2 separate regions of the Homo sapiens genome follow, and region 1 is linked to region 2. Evidence: read pairs that join two places in POLR2A ChIA-PET (ENCODE). Cell type or tissue: Panc1. All regions are shown on one strand.

What was found. ChIA-PET counts read pairs that join two places held together with the same protein. Peaks named below come from ENCODE experiments on the same cell type or tissue, not always from the same donor. Only the 100,000 strongest peaks of a DNase experiment are listed, where the experiment ranks them.
Region 1: POLR2A ChIA-PET joins it to region 2 with 7 read pairs; 2 of 35 experiments call an interaction of 5 or more read pairs at or near these places.

The regions. Positions count from the first base shown.
Region 1 is chr5:59,077,679-59,081,678 of GRCh38, reverse strand. The region is part of intron 5 of PDE4D (phosphodiesterase 4D); the gene reads left to right. Among named protein-coding and RNA genes, the nearest start is that of PDE4D-AS1, 40 kb to the right of the region's middle. In Panc1, no CTCF peak of the experiment used is centred here; a DNase peak (open chromatin) is centred at 1,508.
Region 2 is chr5:58,822,622-58,826,621 of GRCh38, reverse strand. RAB3C (RAB3C, member RAS oncogene family) reads right to left here. Exons shown (of 5, transcript NM_138453.4): 4 at 1,460-1,584. It also overlaps the pseudogene RPL5P15. Among named protein-coding and RNA genes, the nearest start is that of PDE4D-AS1, 220 kb to the left of the region's middle. In Panc1, no CTCF peak of the experiment used is centred here; no DNase peak of the experiment used is centred here.

The DNA.
Region 1 (4,000 bases), 260 kb before region 2:
TATAAATTTGAGGAAAAGATATACAAAACCATTTAGTAATTCAAGCATCTAGTGATAATTGTATAACCATATGGACAAAGGTAGAGAAAAATACCTATAGAAAGTTTGAACTTAAGAGATAGGTCAGGTAACAAACCCACTTTTTTTCTTTTTTTTTTTTACCTGATTACTTCCTGGTCATGAGGTTCAAAATATTTGATAGCAAAATGATTTAAAGTCCAAATTAATATTGAATTGAATATACACATTACAGCCAAAACCAGACCTATTTTTCTGTTGCTTATCATATATAATTATAGAAAGCATAACTGAACAACAGGAAGTTATTACTTCTTAAATATCAGAAAACATTTGACTTTCTCTTCTGAAATAAGGAACGGCAGTAACCGAATTCTAGTTACTGCTCTTAATAGTTTTGTAGTTCTCATAAAATATTGCTTATATATTATTTGGCTCCCACACTATCCATTTTGATGGTTTTAAATTTTTCAAATAAAAATAAATGAGTTTTCATACTATGGATGACTTGACATCAGTTAAAAGTGTAAATTCATACTTGAAGATAGCAGGACTCTATGCTCTTTCCTCATTGTTCTGGTCAAATACATTTCCAATCATGATAATCAATAATGTGACTATTAATTTTTACTTGAAGTTAATCTATTCATGTTTGATTAGAAGTGTCTAAAACATAAACTTGGGATGTCAATGAAGAACTTTTTAAAATTCTCCTCCACAATGGCTGATAATCAGGCCATGATTATATTTTGAAGATTTTACCTAGTTAGTCATATTTGGGGTAAGAATATATGCTATCTCCTTCATATTAATAGTTCAGATCTTTAATTATAACATGTTTCATGGTCTATAAGATTAAATTGAACATTAGGAAAGCTTAGCATTTCTCATTTGTGAGTCTTACATTCACACCTGTCAGGATTGGTACAGATTCAAGCTTGTTTTTAATAAACTTCAAAGAAGATCAAAACTAGGGATCATCTGTTTCATGTCTTTGACGTGATAGAAGTTTGGGGCCCCCGTTTTGCCCTGTAGCTTTTGCCTAAGGAGAAAGCCACCCTTTTCAGCTGATACTTGCTCCCACAGGTTTTTCACAGTTTTTGAGTAGCGAGTGGCAAGAAGCAATATGACGATGTTGGTAGGTAGAGAGATACTTCTTCACCATCTGGTGAGCATTCTGGAGAACAGAGACAAGTCCCACACTGTTAAAGGAGTGAAGTCATTTTGCAGCCAGTTTTAAGGATTGATTTAAGAACTCTAGGAGCAGGCCATTATGTAGTCATCCATTCAGCACGATTCTTCGTGGGACTGTTTACACTAGAAGGAACTGTAGTGATCAATTTAGCGTTGAGGAAACTGAGGGCTACAGAGTGCCAGGGTCACGTTCATCACACTTATTTGTGTTTCAAAGCAGAATCCACACTCCAAAATGTGCAACTACTGTCTTACTATGGAATTTACACTGACACATTCTGAGGTCATGCAGGAAATAGACCAGAGTAAAGCATTAGCAATTAGGTCAGTAGCTTGAGATAATGCAGGCTCTGAGGCAATCTTCACTTTCACTGACCACAGACTGGGATTGGGAACATGGGAAACGTGTGTGTGTACAGACACAGCAACCCTTTTCTATGTGTCATGTCTTCAGCTGAGTTTTAAGTTGTACTAGTGGAAGCCATAGCCTATGTTGGCTCATAGGTCCTAGTGCCCTTTCCCCTTCCCTTGCCTCTGCCCCTGCCCCTTTCCTTGCCTTGCCCCTGCCCCTGCCCATTCCCCTTCTCCTCTCCTCTCCTCTCCTCTCCTCTCCTCTCCCCTCCTCTCCCCTCCTTTCCTTTCCTTTCCTTGACACTGGGTAGAGTGTAATGCAATCATAGCTTACTGCAGCCTTGAACTTCCAGGGCTCAACCAGTCCTCCTGCCTCAGCCTCTGGGTAGCAAGGACAATAGGCACACACCATTATGCCCAGCTTATTATTATTATTATTATTATTATTAATTTTGTAGAGATGGGTCCTGCTATGTTGCCCAGGCTGGTCTCAAACTCCTGGCCTCAAGCAATTCTCTGGCCTCAGTCATGCAAAGTGTAGGGATTACAGGCATGAGCCATCTCTTCCAGCTCTAGTGCTATCTCTTTATAGGAATCAAAAATTTGTTTTGGCTATTTCAAATTTTGTAGAGTAAGAGGTCAATTAGAAAAGACTCAGTTATGTTTTCAAAAATGCACTGTGTGCATATGTGTGTAGAAATGTATTAGAATGAAATAACATTTTTTTACAGTGGCTACCATTGGTTTGTGAAATTATGCATGCTTTTTCTTAATTTTCTCTAATTTTTCTCTATTTCCTAAGATTTCTACCATGAGATTTTTCTCTTAATGTCTAGTTTTATTACATAGGTAATAGATAAATATATTCATGTCATAAAATATTTTTAAAATTCAGAATATGAGAAAGTCCTTTTTCATGCTCCTTAGTCTTGCTGTCTTTCTTGAAAGTATCCACTTAGTGATGGATACAATATGGTGTATATCTGCCTTAATCCATTTTGTGCTGCTCTAACAGAATACTTGAGACTAGGTAATTTATCATGAGCTGAAATTTATTGGCTCACAGTTCTGGAGGCTGGGAAATCTAAAATCAAGGTGCTGGCATCTGTTAAGGGTCCTTTTGTTGCATCACCACATGGCAGAAAGCAAAAGGGAGAGAGATAGACAGATTGGGAGAGAGAGAGGAAAGGGGACCAAACGTCTCACTCTTTTATAACAAACCTGCTCCAGTGATAACAGGATTAACCCTTACATCAGGGCAAAGCTCACATGACCTAACACCTCTTAGAAGTCCCAACTCTTGCTGGATGTGGTGGCTCACACCTGTAATCTCAGCACTTTGGGAGGCTGAGGTGGGTGGATCACTTGAGGTAAGGAGTTCGAGACCAACCTGCCTGAGCAACATGAAGAAACCCTATCAATACAAAAAAATACAACAAAATAGCTGGGCATGGTGGCATGTGCCTGTAGTTCCAGCTACTCTGGAAGCTGAGGTGGGAGAATCACCTGAGCTTGGGAAGCTGAGGCCACAGTGAGCTATGATCATGCCACTGCACTCTAACCTGGGTGTTGAAGTGAGACCCTGTCACCAAAAAAAAAAAAAAAAGAGTCCTACCTCTTAATACTGTTACAATGGCAATTAAACTTCAGCCTGAGTTTTGGATGGAACAAACATTCAAACCATAGCAGTATCTTTTCAGAATTTTTAACTGAATATTTATATATATGAACATTTAGAATTAGGGGTAATTTTTAAAAATCAAAAGTGATATACTACAGATGTTATTCTGTGATTGATCTTTGCACTTACTATGTTTTGGAGATTATTTTATTTTAGTACGTATAAATCTATACCAGTTTTCTTAAATTGCAGCATAGTATGTATATCAAGTTTATCCTTTAACTATTTTCTTACTGATGGCCTTTTTTAATATTGCAAACCATACTACACTAAACATTGTCGTGCATACTTCCTTGTGTATTACATTGGTTTTTAAATCAATGAACTAGTTGTAAACATGGAGAGAAACAACAAGGAGGGAGATGGATATAAGAGAAGAAGAGATTAAAGGGGATGGAATCAGTTGTTTCTGGAGCACAGAATATTCACCAAATTTGACCAGATGCGCGGTTGCTCATTTAGGAAAGAGCAACTGCACTGGGATGAAGAGGTTTTTTAGGAAATCAGAGGTCTTCAGAGAAGTTTTGGTTAAAATCTGCAGTATACACTACCAAAATGGTTTTTGTCTTTGTTGTTCTTATGCAAGAAAGACTAGCTCTTTTTATCTAGAGCTGGAAGGTTGCTGTCTTGGAGTGGGGGAGAAAGGAGACAAGTATCTGATGGGTGGGAATGGAAGGTGTGTATCCTTGCAGCAGACCTCCAGAGTAGCTGACTGACTGATATGCATGGTAGTCCTAAGATGTGTTTGAGAAAAGA
Region 2 (4,000 bases):
GTTTTATATATGTATGTATTGGGTTGCTAAATTGAAAGTATTTCTTACTGCAGGTCCTGGCCAAAAAGGTTAAAAGTCAAACTCTTCTTTGCTAAGAATGCCTCAATATTCTCAGTGGTCTACCAAAAACAAACAAAAAACAAAAAGAATTCCAACTCCTTCACCTCTAGGACTGGAGTTGTTCCCCAAATCCACAACTCAGTTCTGCAACTTTCTGCTAGGTTCTCACTTTTCTATTCACTGTCCTCTCACCTTATGCTCATCTCAATGTCCATGCATGACTGTGCCCTTTACTCATAATGCCTCATCTCCTTTGTAGTTGCAAATTCTACTCTCCTTCAGAGACCATTCAAGCTGTATCTTGCCATTTCACCCATATGATCTCCATCTCCCCTCATCACTCATCTCTTCCTCTTGGTGTATTCATTTCCACACCTGATCTCCCCGGGGGCCCTCTCTGCATTGCTCTTTATCTTCCTCCCATCACACTCCACTCCTACATCTCCTTCCGGCAATGTTTTTCCCCTTCCTGTGTCTGCCTCCCTCTCCCTGTTGCTTTCCTGTTGGCATCTGCCTTGCAGCTTATCTCCTCATTGACCTGTTTTTGTTGACTTGTATTTCTGCTTCCTTATGTATATCTCCAGTCTTCAGTGTCCACTCGATTGGGAGCAACTTGAGCCTAGGGACTGTGAATTACTTTTTTGTATACCCCATGATGTTTGGCATAATATAAAGCATACAACGAGTACCCAGTAAAAATTTCTTGGCTCAATCAATCAATCATCAATCATCAATCCCTCCTTTGTATTAAATCTCTACCCTTCTCACTCCAGCATTTTTCTCTTTAGATACAATGTTTTGTGTTTGAAATGGCTTTGCCATTTCTGAAACTTTCTCATATCTATTATCTCATTTGATCTTATCTACAAGGACTTGGTTAAATAGGCACGGGCTATGATACTCATTCTGGAGAGATGGGGTGACTAAGTCTCAAAAGGATTTGTAACAGTAACATGGCTTATCAGTGATGTCACTAGAATCAGAATCTAGGATGTGACCTATTCTGTGCCATTATCCTCCTCCAATGGAAACTTGAGAACAATAATCACACAATAAAATAAAGAGCTCACTGAATGCAAAATAGAGTATGGGGGAAAAAAACCAAAAATAACGGACAAGGCATAACCTGTGTTTCTCATGGAATAAGAATTTAAATACCTTGTACTAAGACCAAAATTCTGAGTATCATTTTTGCTTCTGTAATTGCGCTTGAGCTCTCATGATGCCATAGTAAGTGGGAGAAAATATATTGTCCACTTAGGGAGGATTATGTTGCTTTCCACTCTTAGATTGACAAACATTTCATTAACTCCACCCTGACAATTAGCTCGGACTCTGTACAGAGTTACATATAATAAGCAAATTATCTTTCTTTTTAACTTATTAATTTGTTTCTTACCAAGCTGTTCTCCTAAATGTTGACCTCGCTCAGTTGAGATGACCCGCTCGTCTTCCATGTCACACTTGTTCCCAACCAGAATAACTTGGGCATTGTCCCAAGAGTATGTTTTGATTTGAGTTGACCTAAAAGAAAAAGAAGAAGCATGACACAATCAGAGGAAAGCAGAACAGCATAAAATGAAGGAGAAGAAATACATTCCACAGATGATGATGGTAGCAAAAGGAAAAAAAAAACACGATGTCCAAATGCCTGACATTTAGAGTTAATTAGTTGAGTGCAATTTTACCCTTCAGATACTCATCAGAGATTGCATGAGTCAAAAATCAAGGGAACAGTGGTGTACTAATAATTCTTTTGTATTTAATGAGATTAATACCACTACTGATTCTTCCTTTCCTCTTTTACCCCACCTTATGTAATAGCTTTACAGTAGGATAGCCAACCATCCTGGTTTCCCCAAGACTTTCCCAGTTTAAGCAGTAACAGTCCCATGTCCTGAGAAACCCCTCCGTTTCAGGCAAACTGAGATGGCTGCCCAACCTATTTACAGCACATCACACGAAAACAATATTTTCCCTTATCACAGTAACAACTTAAAGAGCTAAAGAAATGGGGCTTAGGAAATCTGGGAGAAGTAATAATTTTTTAAAAAAAGAATCATGAGAGCTAATATGTTCATGCCTTACCTTTATAAAAGAAAAATGTCAGGTTGATTAATGTCAAAATTATAATACAATGAGCTGGCATTTTAAGTTGCTATAAACAGGATATTTAGAATTTAGAATAAGCCTCCAGTATGATTCATGACACAAATTAACCAACTTTTGATTTTGGAACTTAGATAATAAATGTAATAATTTGCTTCTGCAGGGTATTTTTTTTTTAAACCTGCTTAGCCAATAAGTTTATTGTTTTTGCAGGGTATATACCCAAAGGACTATAAATCATGCTGCTATAAAGACACACGCACACGTATGTTTATTGCGACACTATTCACAATAGCAAAGACTTGGAACCAACCCAAATGTCCAACAATGATAGACTGGATTAAGAAAATGTGGCACATATACACCATGGAATACTATGCAGCCATAAAAAATGATGAGTTCATGTCCTCTGTAGGGACATGGATGAAATTGGAAATCATCATTCTCAGTAAACTATTGCAAGGACAAAAAACCAAACACCGCATGTTCTCACTCACAGGTGGGAATTGAACAATGAGAACACATGGACACAGGAAGGGGAACATCACACTCTAGGGACTGTTGTGGGGTGGGGGGTGGGGGAGGGATAGCATTAGGAGATATACCTAATGCTAAATGACGAGTTAATGGGTGCAGCACACCAGCATGGCACATGTATACATATGTAACTAAGTGTAATAATAATAAAATAAAAAAAGTTTATTGTTTTTGTCTGAAAAATCATCCTAGAACATTGTTTTAGCTCTCAGAGCCTGCTCCTGAGGTCTGAGGAAGCTTCCCTTCTTTTGAGCTACCTGATCTTTCTTCTGGGCATGGGACATTTTGGGATGTTTCCACCTGCTGTTTTTAACTTCTTTCTTGGGCTTCTCATAGTTTGGATTCTCTTGTATAGCAACATGAGCTTTTTTGTTTTATTTATTTATTTATTTGAGATAAGGTCTCGCTCTGTCACCCAGGCTGGAGTGCAGTGGCATGATCTTGGCTCACTGCAGCCTCGACCTCCTGGGCTCAAGCAATCGTCCCGCCTCAGCCCCCTGAGTAGCTGGAACAACAGGTGCACACCACCATGCCTGGGTAATTTTTATAAATTGTTTTTGCAGAAACAGGGTTTTGCCATGTTGTCCAGGCTGGTCTCGAACTCCTGGGCTCAAGCAATCCACCCACCTCAGCCTCCCAAAGTGCTGGGACTGTGAGCCACCGTGCCCAGCCAATATGAGCTTTATTGTATATCTCCTCCATCAGGTCTGAAGTTTCGCTGTTCTTTATGAACGGAAAGAACCGTTTCTTGTAAGCATCTTCATCTGCTTCCATTAGGTAATGCATGTAATCTGCATCATTCTGACCCATGATGTGTTTCCCATGCGCTTCTGCATTAAATTCCTTGCTTTCAGAATCACAAGCAGGGAATCATCTGGTACTGTGAGGGACAGAACAGCCTTTATCAACAGCTCCCTTCAAGGCCCCAAAAACTTTATTGCCAGTGATGGTTCTGGCAAGGCCTACATCCAAATAGCAGGTGAAGGCACCAGGCTGACCATCAATGCTTTCCACATCACATTAATCTCCAGTCATCTCCACTTGGCCTTCATAGATCCTGTCCATGCCAAACCTACCGAGAAGCCCGTGGGCCAGTGGCAGGCCAGTATAATGTGCTGCAGCATAATTTGTCAGGCCAACCTTCACACCTTATTTTGGTAGTTCATGTACCATGTACATATGCTGCGCAGACTACCGTATCCCCTTCTATATGGGCATAAGTAATCTGACAAATCATATCTCTGTTTGTTACACAGACTATCACCCTGTATTTGAGTGTGTTGTATTTATTTTT